Linked DNA regions of Mus musculus: region 1 is linked to region 2. A link is a loop called in an ENCODE intact Hi-C map of the cell type or tissue named here. Cell type or tissue: heart. All regions are shown on one strand.

What was found. Hi-C counts contacts between places; a loop is a spot of excess contacts. Peaks named below come from ENCODE experiments on the same cell type or tissue, not always from the same donor. Only the 100,000 strongest peaks of a DNase experiment are listed, where the experiment ranks them.
Region 1: it touches region 2 in a loop (2.0-fold over the local background); 11 of 42 quality-filtered maps call a loop at or near these places.

Annotation. Positions count from the first base shown.
Region 1 is chr17:26,581,332-26,589,331 of GRCm38, reverse strand. All of the region lies in intron 1 of Ergic1 (endoplasmic reticulum-golgi intermediate compartment (ERGIC) 1), which reads right to left. Among named protein-coding and RNA genes, the nearest start is that of 1700049J03Rik, 19 kb to the right of the region's middle. In heart, a CTCF peak has its summit at 4,618; DNase peaks (open chromatin) are centred at 4,621, 5,531, 6,111 and 6,781; H3K4me3 peaks cover 1,908 bases; H3K27ac peaks cover 4,866 bases.
Region 2 is chr17:26,635,127-26,643,126 of GRCm38, reverse strand. Ergic1 (endoplasmic reticulum-golgi intermediate compartment (ERGIC) 1) reads right to left here. Exons shown (of 10, transcript NM_026170.3): 7 at 7,081-7,141; 8 at 4,284-4,384; 9 at 1,423-1,545. Gm41553 (a long non-coding RNA gene) reads right to left here and starts at 1,416. Exons shown (of 2, transcript XR_876696.2): 1 at 667-1,416; 2 at 1-15. In heart, a CTCF peak has its summit at 4,231 (motif pointing right); DNase peaks (open chromatin) are centred at 2,616 and 4,316; H3K27ac peaks cover 1,873 bases.

The sequences.
Region 1 (8,000 bases), 54 kb after region 2:
CAATATGCCAAAATCCAGTTCTCAGAATTAAGCAAGAGCAATACCACATTGGAAAATAACCCCCATACTTCTTAGAAGAACACAGATCTAACTTTTGGCTTTTTAAGAAATGCTATGAAATTGTGGAGGAGAAGGAAGTAGCTTCAGGCTGGACCTCTAAGAACTACCAGCATCGAGTTCCTGGAAGAGGCAGGCCATGCCACATGAGCACCGGCGTCCCCAGCCTGATATCGAAGTCTGTTGTGCCAATGGCGGATCTGGCCAGTGGTCATGTGGACACCCAGAAAAGACAGCAAATACTTCCCATTTCTCTTTCAGGTGTCTCAGTAATCTTAAAAGAAAATCTCACCTGGCATCAGCAGACCTTTGAACATCTGATCATCTCACTTTGGTGGAGAGTCGCTGGGAGGGGGAGCAGCGTCTCATGCAAGCTACCTTGCCCAGCAGTCCACTTCTGTATTGGAGATGTGTATCATGTACATGTGGTGTGTACAGGTGCTTGCAGAGGTCAGAGGAAGACCCTGGGTATCTTGTTCTGTTACTCTTCATCTTACTCCCCTGAGACAGGGTCTCTCACTAAACCTGGAGTCAAGCTAGTGGCCAGCGAGCTTCAGTGATCCTCCAGTCTCTGAGCCCTAGCAACCCAGTTCTGAAGTTACCTGTGAGTGCCAAGTATTTGAACTCAGACCCTCACACCATGTAGCAAATGCTCTTACCCACAAGGCCATTTCCCTAGTTCCCGAAGATGCAACTTTAAAATATAAGCCCGTATTCCTTGTAAAATAACAAAAAATAATTCGAAAACAATCTAATATAACAGTGCTTGGGGTAGAATCCAAGACTTCACACACACCAGGCAAGCACTCTACCTCGGAGCTACCTCCAACCCACAACCTCAATAATCCCCGCTCAAGCCTTCTCCCCGCTCAAGCCTTCTCCCTGCTCACTTAAGGATGCCGGGGATTCACTGGTGAGGACTGTTTTCCACTTGTGGGGATGACATCAATGTTTGCCTTTGAAAATCCATCCATTTGAGCTTCTAAAAAAACGAAGACTACTCAAGTAAAATATGCTGTGTGCATAGGGTGGTGGATGTGTGACAGACGCAGCAAACACTGTGAGGGTGCCAAGAGTGGCTGCTGTGTGGGCCACACTGGAAAGGATCATAGGACAAGCCCCGTTTCCTAGCTGGGAGCCAGTGACACCAGCAAGGGGCATACTCCCCCTCTCGGGAGGGGCGGCCCAGACCCCCATTAGGAAACGCTATTCCTGGCAAGAGTGAATACATTCCAAAGAGACACATGTGTCCCTCTCTTCGGCTATCGGAATATTGAGTCCATATAGCTCAAGGAATTGGAATCTCCCCCAGGAACCTCATGCTGGAGAAGGCTGCATGGAGCCTGGTACCAGCCAGAAAGACATTCCAGAGTCCCAACTTGTCCACCTAGCAGGAGAGCCTGCAGCCCAGAGGAAGAAGAGCGGGGCACACTTTGATGGGGACTCTGGCCTTCTGTTTAAACCTAAATCTCCCATCAGGAGCCCTCAACAGAGGCTGCTGGGTCTCCTTATTGGTTCCTTTTTCCAATGTGGCCACACTGACCTCCACGGAGACCAATGAGAATGGTGGTCAAGCTTGGTTGTCAGTTGCTGCCGGGGGCCAGGCTCTGACTCTAGCTCAGATAACAAGGCCAGCTAACCTGCTGGGGAGAATTGTCACAGAGATAATTTTACACTTGGAAAGCGTCTACCTTCCCAACGCCATCCTCCACTAAGCCTTTCTCCAAACATGTACGGTTGTCCCAGATATCCTGGAGGACTAGCTTCAGGACTTCCTTCCTCAGAAACTCCAGGGACACGCAAATGTGTTGTATAGAATGTATATGGTAGGTAGAGAACTCATACATCCTTCCATATACTTGAAATGACTTCTCAGTGACTTACCCAAGAACACACTGTTGGTGAGTATACCAAACAGCATTGTTCAGGAACAAGAACCATACAGGGAAATCTATACACAGTAAAGACAGACATGATTTTCTGAGTATTTCCCATGGTTATCTGAATCTGTGAATGTACAGCCTGTAGGTTCAGAGGGCCCATTGCGAACAAGCTCTACCACGGAGACAGACTGCCAGCCCTCTTTTTTCTTTTTCTTTTTCTTTTCCTTTTCTCCTCCTCTTCCTCCTCTTCTTCCTCCTCTTCCTCCTCCTCTTCCTCTCCCCCTCCTCCTCCTCCTCCTCCCCCTCCCCCTCCTCCAGAGATAGTCTCTCCCTAAGTGCACCAGACAGGTCTTGAACTTGTGATCATCTTGCCTCAGCTCCAAAATAGCTGGGATGACAAGCCACTAGGCCCCTCACATTTTCTCCTCTTGCTCTTCTCTTTTCTTCTTTTTATGGATGGAAAGAAATTCAGCATAAACTTTGCACTTTAGACTTTTTGTTTTGTTTTGGTTTGGTTTGGTTTTGGTTTTTCGAGACAGGGTTTCTCTGTGTAGCCCTGGCTGTCCTGGAACTCATGTTGTAGATGAGGCTGGCCTCAAATTCAGAAATCCGCCTGCCTCTGCCTCCTGAGTGCTGGGATTAAAGGCGTGCACCACCACGCCTGGCTGACTATTTCTATCTCCAGAGGATAAACATGACTGCAGGTTCCCACCAGCTTCCTGGATGAGATGCTAACATCTCATGTAACTGAAATTCTCAAAACTAAGAAACTTGACATGATCCCATCAACTAGGCCACCAACTTTCTCAGGGTTTGGCTCTCTTGTCTTTCTGCTGGGCTCAGGTACCACACTGCATTCAGTTGTTGGAGCCCCCCCCCCCCAGGTCTGTGACTGGTCCTCAACTTTCTGCAGTAGGAAAGACAAGGAAATCATAGAGATGTGAGAAATGAAAAAGGGCCCCTGACTCTGAAGTCTCCATGGAGCCTCTAAGTGGCTGAGAAGCCAGACTAGACAGATGGTTGACAGTAGATAGATAGATAGATAGATAGATAGATAGATAGATAGATAGGTAGATAGATGGATGGATGGATGGATGGATGGATGGATGGATGTATGGATGATAGACCTACAATAAGTAAAAGATGACTGTAAATGAGATAGATACTTTATAATTTACCCATATAGAGATATTGTTAAAATGGTAATGAACTGGACATCATCTGTGACTCTCCTAAGCAGGACTATTAACATTGCTGACAGTGGGGATCTCCAACTGCCTGTGACCCACCGTCTCAAGTGCGACCCTGTCAGGTGCCCTTCAGGACTACCCAGAGATCTCACTCGGGTTCTTAGCAGATAACAAACCCTTTGAAGATATTATCTTTTAAATCCACCATAATCCTGTACCTGTCCATTGTAAAGACAAAGGCGTGTGGCCCTCAGAGAAGCCCACACCCAGGCTCTCTGGTGTCTTACTCTCTTCCCAAACACCTCATTTCCCCTTAGTACTTGGGCCAAAAACTAACATTAAAACCCCCCTCGTGGGCTGGTGAGATGGCTCAGTGGGTAAGAGCACCCGACTGCTCTTCCGAAGGTCCAGAGTTCAAATCCCAGCAACCACATGGTGGCTCACAACCATCCGCAACAAGATCTGACTCCCTCTTCTGGAGTGTCTGAAGACAGCTACAGTGTACTTACATATATTAATAATAAAATAAATCTTTAAAAAAAAAAAAAAAAAAAAAAAAAAAAAACCCCTCGTGAACTCCAATTCTCTTCATGTTGAATCATCATGAAATTCTTCTCCGCAGTGAAGCCAGGAATCAAGGGATTTCCTGAGTGGAGGAGGCCTCTGAAGGGCACCCTTCAGACTGCTGCAGTCTGTCCCCTCCCCTGGTTTCACTGGTAGTTTTTAGAAGGTCCCAGCCTGGGTTTGTCAGATGCTGCCAGGTGTCACCTCTTGTGGCTCTAACAGATTGGGTAAGTTCTGCCCCGAGGTTTACCTGGCCTGTGGTTCTAAGCATGGGGCATTTGAAGAACATAGCATCGGCGCTCAGGTGCGGCTCTGTGCTGCCTCGGCTAGAAAGAAGGGGGGCTCTTAAAGTAACCCCCATTCTGCCCTCTGGAGATGCAGCTCAGCCGTAGAGCACACATGCAAAGGCTCTGGGTTCCATCCCCAGCACGGCACGAACAAGCAGACACCTTGAAACGCCATCAAATGACGCCTTAGAAGCAACATGGAGGCATCAGCTGAATCTAGAATATGGAGCAAATGAAAACAGCTCAACCCCCAAGCCCAGCAGCTGTCGGCCCGTACCCATGCTACACTGTACAACCCCACTGTTTGTAAGCCCAGTCCCTGGGGCTTTTCTTGGCATACAGCAGAAGCCCAGTGCATTCCTCAAATGATCCAAGAAACGAAGTGATAGATTCAGGGGACACGCCAAGCAGCAAGTCTGTTCCCTGTACCCGTGGGCTCCAGCGCCAGTCTACTCTAGCAAACTCTCCTGCCCGCTGGAGGAAAACAGAAAGGGAGGGTGAGTCTAATTTTGCCCTGGAATGTGGCCTTTTTCAGTCAGCTGGAGAGGGTGATAAGGAAGTGGCCATGGGAACCGTGGGAATGGGGAAGGCAGACCCCATTCACGCAGAGCAGGAGGCGCTAGCCCTGGTGGAATGTGCAGGGTGTGGGGCGCCAGGAAGCAGAATTCCTGAATGACTGGCTAGGGCTGGGCCTCAGGACCGCAGTCCCCTAGGGAACCCGTGCGGCCAAAGGCAGTGTCTCATCAAAACAGGAAGATCACAGAGGAAAAATGCACATGTAAGCGGACTGGTATTTACAGGGATCGGCCCCGCTGTGACCCTAGCAGGGGTATAGAGGGGATGCAGGGCAGAGAGAAGAACTTAGGGTCGGCCATGCTAATTCTCTGGTGTGGTGCAGAGTCTTCTATGTAGGCCACACACTGCCTCCCAGCCCTGCAGCCTAAGAAGCTATAAGGAAAGGTATGGAGAAGAGGACCACAAACAGACTTCCTGGGTATGTCCCACAGGCTACTGACAAATGCCCTGTCAGGGCTTTCTCACCACATGCCTAGCCTGCAACAGCTTCGACCCTTGGACAGTAGGGATTGCTGCTCCCATATTCGCAGGGTGTTAAAAAGGCTAAGATAACAAACTTTGACCAGTGTGCACACTGGCTGGCCAGGGTGGACAGCTGTTCCTGCGTCTGGGCTGGGTTGACACTGTCACATACCACGACCCTGGAATACTTAGCTGAGATGCCTCCAGCCCACTCTGTGCTCAAGATCCTGGGATACTGTCCTTGAACCTGCGACTCTTCTGTGAACCAGGATCCTCTTCTGCCTAAGAGGATGCTACAAGAGGCTTCTGGCCCCGGAGATGGCACACGCAGTAGTTCATGTGTGCCACACAGCTTTGCCCTCACACAATGTGTGGATTATCAGCCCAATGTTACAGATGAGAAGGCAGTGCCACAGTGATGACAGACCGACACAACTTCCCACGGCCAGCAAGGGGTGGAGCCCAGGCTGGGACCATTCCCTACTACACACAAGTCTGGCCAAGTCTTCAAGACTCATTGGGGCTGGGGGAGGAGAGGAGTCTCCGGTCCAGAGTCTCTACAGGGAAGTGACAGGAAGAGAGGAGAGGCATCTTCCTGAAAGCACTGGACAGGAAATGATGCTTCTACTATGGAAGTGGCAACAACCTGGATGTGAATGAGGACTGACCCCAGCCATGCCCATCGCTAAGTCCTTCTCCAGCATCAAGCAGGCCACTTCATCTCTGCAACAGTGCCGTGAACCAGGCACTGGCCTCCATCCCCTTTCACAATGAGCAAACTGAAGCCCCACAGGCTCCCTTGCTCACCAGTGCAAGAGTCAACACAGAGAGTGTGAATGGGCATGGACATATGTCAACATGGCCCTAAAGTCTACTGGCCCACGGGGGACTCCAATACTTTTAAGTTCCCCAGCTAGGGTGTCCCCATGTAGGCTCTCTGGCCCTTGGTGACACTCACCTAGAGCTGTCTGCACACCCAGTACTCTCCTAACATTCTCTATGTGCAGTGCTTCATTCACTCTTGCCACACCCCTGAGGGAGGCAGAACGCTGCTTCCGTTGGTAAGTGGAGGTAGTGAGGAGTGAGGCCAAGGAGGCAAGCTAGAACTCAGTCTTAGTTCTCTGCCCCGCCTCCATGAACGAGGCAAGGTGACGGACAGTCGGCCTAGAAGGGAGAGCACACCCTCTGCCATCTTTGAAACTGGGCCTACCCATGCCACCAGGCCTTCAGCTACTTTCTTCTGCGCCTACGTGTTTCTCCACGCAGCTGCTCCTACCTTCCTCAGAATGACATCTGTTCTAGAACCTTCTGTGGCTCCCACCAAGTGACCAGCATGTGAAGGTCCACCTCAGCTGTCTATTCCATCTCTCACTGCCCTCCCACCTCACAGTACTCACTGGGGACAGACATTACAATGTCACAATGCCATCTCTTCCCTCCAACTCACATTTGTCTACATGCCCGCGTCTAAGAAGCCCCTGCCACACTGACCCCCTCACACATCTACCACTTGCTTCTCTTCCAGTCAAACGTGTGACTCCTCCCCACCTCCCCCGGTGGGCTCTGCCTCTTTTAAGTCGGGTTCCCGTCTACCTGCCTGGGCCCTGCTGAATGTTCAGCATGTCCCCGCTTCTCCAGCCTTACTGCAGCCTTGCCACTCTCTCAAGCCCAGCCCTTCATAGTTGTGACACGCTGTCTGCCCTGGAACAGGGGTATCACTAGGTCAGGTCTTCTGTGGCTAGAGCGCTTTGGTGAGCTCCTGCCAAGATGCCTTGTACTGCGTCACCCGCCCATTGTCTTTTCATTAACTGGCTGGATGTGACTTACAATTTAATAAGGGACATGTGATGAATTGAAGGTCAAGGTTTTCAAAACATCTTTCAATGTGGAAAATGTGAATCAAAGAGAGATCTTGGCAGTCAGACCAGCTGCTAGCAGAGCCAGCTGCTGCCAGTCTGATGGGTTGCTGTTAGAGCTGAGCCTGTGCAGACATCCACCCTGAGAATCCCTGGCCTGCAGACCTCTGGTCCTGGCTATATGAAGCCCGGAGGGCATGCTCCTTCCCAGGCCTCAGGGAACTGCTTACCCACCACGAAGACCCACTCATAACGGCCTTTTCCTCCAGAGCAGCCTGCAACTTTCTGTTCCAGCACCAAACCAGCCCTGCTTATCATTAAGTCCTCAGAATAAAGACCATGGAAGAACCTTCTAGAATCCTGAACAAAGTTAAAGCTCTGGGCATTCTTGCTAGAAAACTTTTGGTCATGGACTCCTGTGGAAAGCAAGCCTCAGCAGGGTGGGCACCATGTCCACAAAGGTCGGGTGGACACCCATCCTCTGCCTGATCAGTGGCATGCAGCTGTCAATGCGTGAGTGATAAACAGACCAGTGACGTTTGGGACGTTTGGCTGAGATTTGAGTTGGCTTAGTAGATTTGATTTGCATTGAAGTTTTCGCCCAGCCAAGCATGTGCACAAGCCTGGGGAACGGGATGGAGAGCATGAATGAAGAGGCAAGGTGATGTCCTCCTGTCCTTCCCTTACTGTCTTCTGTTCCTACTCATGCTGTAGGAATCTAGGAAATGGCACTTTAGGGGAGGTGGGGGCTGATGCAGTGACCTGTAACACTCACGCTGTGCCTGCCCCACTAAGGGCAGTCAGCCCCATAGTGGCCTTGTCCAACACCAATACCCCAGGCAGCTCTTTAAAGGCTTCATTTTAGGAGCCCCAGTGGTCGAGTACCTACGGGTCAAGTGACCTCTCAGAAGTTAACTTTTCTTTGGCGGGAAGGGAGACTGAGCAAGTCTGACTCCAGCAGCACATGTGCAGATCCCACCTAGAACAGTCATTTAAAGGAGGTGGGAAACCATTATGAAGTTACACTCCTGGGCTTTGGTTTCTGTTTCTTAAATTGCTTTTCAGGTAAGTCCCATGTGGTCCCTTAGCAACAATCAATGGCTGAATACTTCCAACACACCAGGC
Region 2 (8,000 bases):
CTGAGCCTCACAGGCCTGGGAGGTATCAAGAACAAAGATCATTATTCTTATGTCGCTGGTTAAAAGCAATGGCCTGGCCACAGACACCTCCCTGACCATACACCTCGCAGCGCCTGCTCATCCTCCTCCCAGAAACTGGCCTGGAGTTTCCTCTCCAGTAATGCTACCCCCTTCACAATCTCTGGTTCCAGAGAGGATACGAGACCTAGCCCAGACCAAGCAGAGAATTCCATTTTCTAAGCCAGAAGGACAGAAGGACCTCAGCTGGAACAAGGACAACATTGTCCTTTCTGGGGTTTGGCCTGGGATTACAGAGAAATAGGAAACGTCTATTGCTAAGTTCTGTCTGAGAAGGAAGCCAGGATAGAGAAAGACAAACAGACTGAAAGTCTGGGACAGATACATGACTAGATATAGCCATGTCTGCTGACGACCCAACAATCAAACCAGCTTCATAGATCCCATCTGTTCTAGAAGAGTCTGACTACCGCAGACTCTGCCATAGCAGGAAACGTACCAGCCAGGATTGAGACCCCCGATCTCAAACCAATATTAAAAGTATAAAGTTGGGCAAAGCGGCACTCCTAGCCATGTAGGAGGCTGCTATGCCTGGGCTACACAGTAAGACCCTGCTTCCCCTGCTCAAGGCCTCCCAGAAGTACATACATCTTTAGGCCCAGTGTCCAAATCTGACAGGTAGAGAGCCATCCTGGCTGTCACCTCTGCTGACTCTGGATCCCTGGAGCCTCCTGGGTGGAGCAGGCACCGTGACCCACCAGCTCTGGACCCAAGGGTGATGAGTTGGAAGCCAGGAAACTGTTCATGTGACAGAGAGTCCGTGTAAAAGAAAACCGACATCCTACTGTTGCTCAGAGTAGAAGACAAGGCAGAGAGAAGGAAAAGCAAAGGAAGAGAACGCAGCAGGAAGAAGGACCACACTGGACCCAGGACGGCAGGGCCGGAGAAGACACAGAGAAGAAGCTGAAAGGGCATGCCATCGCAGTGCAAACCTTTAATCCTGCTACTCAGGATCTCTGTTGAATCTGAGGCTAGCCTGATCTACAGAATGAGTTCTCGGACAGCCAGGACTGAAATAGTGAGACCCTGTCTCAAAAAACCAAGTGCTGAAAAAACGTTTTCCACAAAGAAGAAAAATCACCAGCGGCCTGAAGCCAGTGGAGATTTCCCTCAGGCATCAGTTGCACTAAGTGGCACCTCCCACAACACACCAGCTAGGGGGACGCCAGAGGTTCCAGCCTGCTTCTGGTAACACTTCTCAGGGGTCAGAGAATCAAAGCCACCTGCGCTCACCTGGGGCCCAGCAGGCTCCATCTGCTTCCAGCAAGCATAGGCGAGGGAGGGTTGCCTCGGCAAGGGGGCTGACAGCAGCTGCACGGCTGGCTCTGGGCCCTGGGTACTTACTGTGGTGATGAACCTGTACAGGGGTTGTCTTCTCTCTGTGTACTTGACTGTGATGGGGCTGAGGTCATAGCGGAACCAGATGGCAGGGATAATGCGTCCCGTGTGGCTGTAGGCAACGTACTCCTGCAGGAGAGAGGAGGAAGGAGTGTTACAAGCAGAACCAGCCTCAGGTGGGTGAGGGTGTGGGATGCAGAGGGTGTCCAGGCAGCCTCCTCTCAGCTGCTCTGGAAGCCCTGGACAGGCAGCATAGTGAAAGCACGCTGGGTCCCTTCAACTATGGGAAACAGACCACATAGCTTAGAAGTGGAGCCAGAACGGAGCACAGATCTGAGGGTGACGTGGAAGAGGAAAGTGGGCTTTGAACTCGGTCTGAGCATTTCCTCCTTGACTTGCCAGTCACACGGAATCTGCTCATTTATTCTGCTGGCTGCCTCCGCTGTCCTAAGGTTCTTGGGGTGATGAAGCCCCTCCCCTAGAGGAGTCACAGGCTGGTGGATGAAGACATCATCGCATCACTAGCTTCTAACAGTATCCGTGTAGGGAGGGTGGAGGAGGGTGCTCAGCAGGCCATAGGTGAGCCAGTTCTGCTCAGGGGGATGGGGAAGGCTCACTAAGGAAGGGGCATTCTAAACCATGAATAAGAAGATAGCCTGCCTGACAGGTGAACCAAGTGGGTGTGAACTTGTCCACCAAGTAGGGCCAGCACAGAGAACAGGGAAGGTACAGTGCCCAACCTGCCATGGCTCGTAAGGATGCACATAGCATTGGCCAAATGGCCACCAAGGAACAGGGATCTGAGCTGATGACCCACAGGACCTGGTTTGAGCACTTCAGGGTCCTGAAAGGCTTGGGCTCGCGTCTCTTGTTTACAACAAATGGAGATGGATGCCGGGGTCCCCAGGCCCAACCCCCATGTCCCCAGCACTGGTCTTGAGCAGCTGGAGTGATCCCATGGACACCACTGAGTGTTAACCCACTGGACAGCCACCTCCATTCACAGAACAGGCTGGGGGCAAAGCCACAGAGAACGCTGAGTGAGCTGGTCCAGCCACCAGGCCCTTGCCAAAGCTTTGATGGAGGAAGCCTGCAGCAGAGGAAACTCAGCTTTCCCAGGGTGATTGTCTGGGCCACAGCCCAGCGCTGAGGGGGTAAGAGACAGAATGAAATCTAGCAGCAGTAGTGTACCAATTACCCAGCCTTCCCAGTGAGCTGGGAGCTTTCTGAAAACATTGCTTCATTTGACAGCAATCTTGTGAAGTAACTGCCATGGACATATTACAAACAAGGACACATGACTGAGCTAGGATGGGGCAGTGTGGTCCAGGGCCCTGCTTCCTGCTGATGTGTGGCAGCACTGGGGGGAGGTTATAATGAGTACAATGGTTGAAATATGCTCCCCAGAAGTCATACGCATGCTGCAGTGCTGGGCTGAGCCCAGAGCCCTGTGCATGTGGGGCAGGGGGACCACGGCTATTCGCCATCTAAAGTTACAGGTCCTTTGTGTACATCAAGGGGCTGAACCCGGAAGTAAGCCTACATTGGTGGTGGCTGGAGGTGGTAATCTGGGAGGTGATTAGGTTAGATGAGGCCACGAGGTAAGTGTCAATGGTAGCATTAGCTCTCCTATAAGAAGAGGAAAGCACTTCTAAGCTTGTATGCTTGTGTCTCTCCATGCCCTGCCCTCCACTGGACAACACAGCAAGAAGGCTCACCACAGGCTGGGGTTGATCTCTTTGACTTCCTCTTTCCCAATCCATGAGATAAATTAACTTCTATTTTCTTTCTTTTTTTTTCTTTTTTCTTTTTGGGGGGGGGGTAGGGGGAAGGTTCAAGACAGGGTTTCTCTGTGTAGCCCTGGCTGGCCTGGAACTCACTCTGTAGACCAGGCTGGCCTTGAATTCAGAAATCCACCTGCCTCTGCCTCCCAAGTGCTAGGATTAAAGGCGTGCGCCACCACTGCCTGGCTGACTTCTATTCTTTACTTACTACTTAGGCTCTTAGAATTTTGTTATGCCACCAGAGAGTAGGACAGACACGGCCTGAAATAGTGAATGTAAGCAATAAGTCTCTCGGAGAGAGTTATGGATCAAAGGGAATCAGAGCATAGGGACCCATGACCAAGAGGCTGTCCAAGTGGGCAAGCCTGGACGATCCCTATTTGGACTGAGTGGGTGAGCAACCAGGGGGCTCTGGAGCCCAAGAGGAACCTGGGTCTAATTCCTACACTGTAACTACACAGCTTGGCGAGTTCCTCAACCATAATGATAGTTAATTGAGCTGAACACTCCATCATTTATACTAAGGGTCTGGGTGGCCCTGCAACAGCAGAAACAGGAGCCTCGTGGTAAACAGGGGAACCTACTCCAAGTGCCTATGTTCCATTGGCACAAGCCATGCTTTCTGGAGAGGCTCAAGCCACTAACCGCTGTGCCATCTCATTTCTTTGGCTTGGATGTCCCTTGGCTTCCCAGAAGACCTGTGTGTCTCTTGGACTGTTGGGGTCCTGAGACGTCCACAGCCACCTTGATAGGATTCCCTGCCTAATGCAAAGCATCGGCCATGTGCTGATCAACAGGAGCCTGAAGAAACCAGGACCAGACAATGTCAGAGCTGGGATGGTCTTCTGCCTACTTCAAACAGAATACATCTTATCTCCTTGTTAAGAGTGTCTCACCTGGACCTTGAGGCCACTACCACGGCAAGAACTGGTATTTCATCTTTACTCAGACTAGAGAATGAGCCTGGACACTCCCTGTCCACCCCACTGAAATTCCCTTCAGCAGAATGTGCGGGGCATCGCCTATGCCCTTGGCCAGCAGAGGGAGCAATTGCAATGCTCAGCCCGTTCACGGCCCACTCACCTTGTTGGCCACTGTGTACTGGTAGGAGTAGCGCTGCTTGCCGCTCTTGTCCTCATACACTGTGGGTACAATCTTCAAGATGTAGTCATGGGAGGCCAGGGCTGCAGGAATACAGCATAAGATGAGATGGGGTGGGCACTGCCTGGCAGGTGGCTCTGCCTGTAACCCCAAGTTCAAGTCCTCCTGGTACTGTAGGGTCCTCTCCCCTTTCTCTTCAGAATGTGGCTTGCTGGGATTGTTAGATCTGCACTACATAATATATAATACTCTGAGCCACACACTTACAAATGGGATAGCCATTAACGAGGGGTGCTGAGGGGGCATTTTCTCTGAGATTCAGGCCCAGGAGCAGCACGCTCCTGTGAAGTAGGGGCCAGGGAACACATCCTCTTTAATGCGTGGTCACCAAGAATTGTCTAGAGAGAAGCCCCAGGAAACAGAGCAGCTTCAGTTTCATCCTTAACTAGACTAGAGAGAGACTGGCAAAATTACATTCCCCACCATCCCTCACACACAGAGAAATTTTCCAGGGAGAAAGGTGGGACTCAAGAAAGACCCCATTTCATTGTAGGTATTGTCTGTCTGCTTTTAAGTTTTAAAATAATCTGGGCTCTGGGCTCCAGAAAGAACTAAGTAAGACTGATCAAACCCAGAGGGCTGGGGTCAAGCGCCTGCCTGGCATAAACCTGCCCTTGGCCTCAATCCCAACACTGCCAAAACAAACAACAGAATCTGGTCACTGTCTTCCCTCTTTCTCAATAAACTGCTGACCCTTCAGCCCTGTAATAGTTTAACACGACCTTTTCACCCAGCGCCCCTGTCTCCTCCCAGCCTGGATGGCAAAGTTGCTGAGTGCAAGGACAAAGTCTTACATTCCTGCCCCTAAACCCTGCACGGAGCCTGGGACAGGGCAGACAGTGGCAAGGCCTGCTGAATGAAGGAGTGGACAGGATGGCTGGACAAAGGATGAAGGGATCAATCAGCTACTGATAAACATGAGCTAACCAGAGCTGCCTCAGCCTTCCCGAGCAAAAAATGAGGCCCAATGTCCATCCCTCTTATTCCTTCTAGAACCTTGGGCTAGGAACCATGGAGCTAAAAGAACATGGGAGTTTAGTCTTCTGGGTTCTAATCCTGGTCTCTGCAGATCAGATTCAGATCTGTAAGAGTGGTGAGCATGGAGCAAGCATTCCAGCCTTGACTAGTTCTGGCCCTGCTGTCTCCTCAGAAAAGGGCAGCACTCCTGGGATGGAGGTGACCCCCCCCCCCAACACACACCCTCAGGAAAACTGGGGAAAGCCCTGGAGCCTTTAAGCTAAGCACAGGGGACCCAACACCTCTTGCTCATGCCCACAATGGCTCTCAGGGTCCAGAGTACTAGGGTCACATGGGGTTAAAGGCCGATTCTAGTCTTCATCCCTGGAAACTCCCATGAGATGGGCTCACATCTATACCTAAACCAGGAGGCCAAAGATCACCTTGAAGTACAAGTCTCAAATTCCCACTCTCCAAGGATAAAACCTGAAGAAAGGAAGGCCTTAGTGAAAATCATAACTCTACTATTTTGTTGTTGTTGTTGCTATTTGTACAAAACATTAGGTAGTCACAAAAGGAAAAAAAAAGAGCCACCCTTATGTCTACTGTGCACAGAGAATCAGTTCACATTTCCTCCCCAGTAGGAACACGCCAGACGGATGTCCTTAAGGAGTCACAGGGGTTCTGCCTCAGGCCCAGGTATCATGAACACTTCCAAGTTGACAGCACAGAATGGAGGCCTGCAGAGGCTGCTTGCTTCATTTACTCACCTTCCTGTCTCTAGAACTTGGTACTGTGCCTGATCAATATGCATTCAGTGTCTGACTGCCTAACAGCCCTGAGGCCATCATGGCCAACAGCTGCCCACATTCCAAGATGCAGGTCCCTACCACGCACAAGGGCTGACACAAATAAATGATGCTTCAAAGTGACCCAGTGGACATTATTTTTCTTAGCATATTGTGTGCATGCACGCACAACATGCACATATGGGCATGTGTAAGAATGGAGGTGTGTGTGTGTGTGTGTGTGTGTGTGTGTGTGTGTGTGTGTGTGTAATGGAGGTATGTGTGTGTGTGTAAGAATGGAGGTATGTGTGTGTGTGTAATGGAGGTATGTGTGTGTGTGTGTAAGAATGGAGGTATGTGTGTGTGTGTATAATGGAGGTGTGTGTGTGTGTGTGTGTGTGTGTAAGAATGGAGGGGTGTGTGTGTGTGTGTGTGTGTGTGTGTGTAATGGAGGTGTGTGTGTGTGTGTAAGAATGGAGGTGTGTGTGTGTGCAGTCTTTGGCAAGTAGAGATTCGGCACTAAGACTTTGGAAGGAGCCAATGGTTGATAGGAAGGGTTTGGGCAGGAGGGGAGGGACCAGCTGGTTTCCCCCACTGGCCACCTACAGAGCTGGTTCTCACAGAGTGGGTTCTGGTTCTGTAACTGCTCTGTGGGATCCAGGTGACTGCCTCCACTCAGGACAACGGCAAAACAGTGGTCAGTAGCAGGGACAGCAGATGCTGTTGGAGCTTGGCAATAGCTCGGGGGTACAATCAACCTTCCCTAGGGACAGGCTACCCTCTTCCCTTTCTAAAAGACAGGAATGAGTCTGTGTACTATACAGGGCAGCTGTGGGGGAAGGAATGGTGTGAGACTATGACCTTGGCTTGCAGCAAGCACCTGACTTCTGCCCCGCTGGCTTCCCTAGTCCCATGCCACCGGCTGGACGGGGACTTCTGCAGGGGAGGGGGTTGCTCCATGCTAAGATACTCACGGTTGGAGGTGAGTCTGTCTGCTCCCCCAAGAGCATTGAAAGCCCCGTGAACATTCTGGACCTGCAGAGAAGCACAGTGAGAGACAGTTCCTTGGGGGTTCCCACCTTCAAGCCTGGCCTTGCTTGTGGGGACTGACCAGGGGCCATTTGGTCATAAAGGGCAACCCAGCCATTGGACCGAGTTAGCAAGGGCTTCCGGGAGGAGGGATAATTGACATGGATGTGGAGGGAGGCCCAAAGTGGGCCAAATAAGCAGACCTTGCAAAGAACTGAGCCCAGAGACTGGGCCTGATAGAGGCCCATGGGACCTCAGGGAAGCGGGAGGGAGGGAGATCAGAGCAGTAGACGGGGTAGGTTCCTGCAGAGAAAACACTTTAGCAGGTGAGTGACCTGTCCCTCAGGCTGAACCCACTCGCGGGGGAGGGAAGGCTGTCCATTTGCTGCCTTGGACCGAAAGTGTGAAGATTTGGTTTCTGACTCCAAGGATGGAGATGTGATGGTATGCCCGCCCTGTAGGCTGGAAGAGTCAGACCAGCAGGACCCACCCTCAGCCTGACCAATATGTGCAAGACTTGGCACACAGCAGATGTTTGATAAATGTTTTTCAAGCGATCAGATGGGCATGGGTTGGCTCTGAGCTGGAATATCTGTGTACTCAGGTGGAGCAGAGCTGTTGTCCTTTGCTTCTGAGCTCTGGTCGGCCCTCTCCACTGCCTTAGCCTAGGTCCTCTCCCTCCTTACCCAGGTTACAGCCCCTCCCTCATGTCCATGCCAATAGCCTTGCTGTGTGGGTCCTTCTTCCTCGTGGCAGGTGTACACTTGGTGTACAGGGGCCACACTTGTCAGCATCCTCTTCATCAACCAAGCAAAGGTTTTCCCCATACAAACCCAATTCCCTGCTCCCCACCTCCTCAGTCATC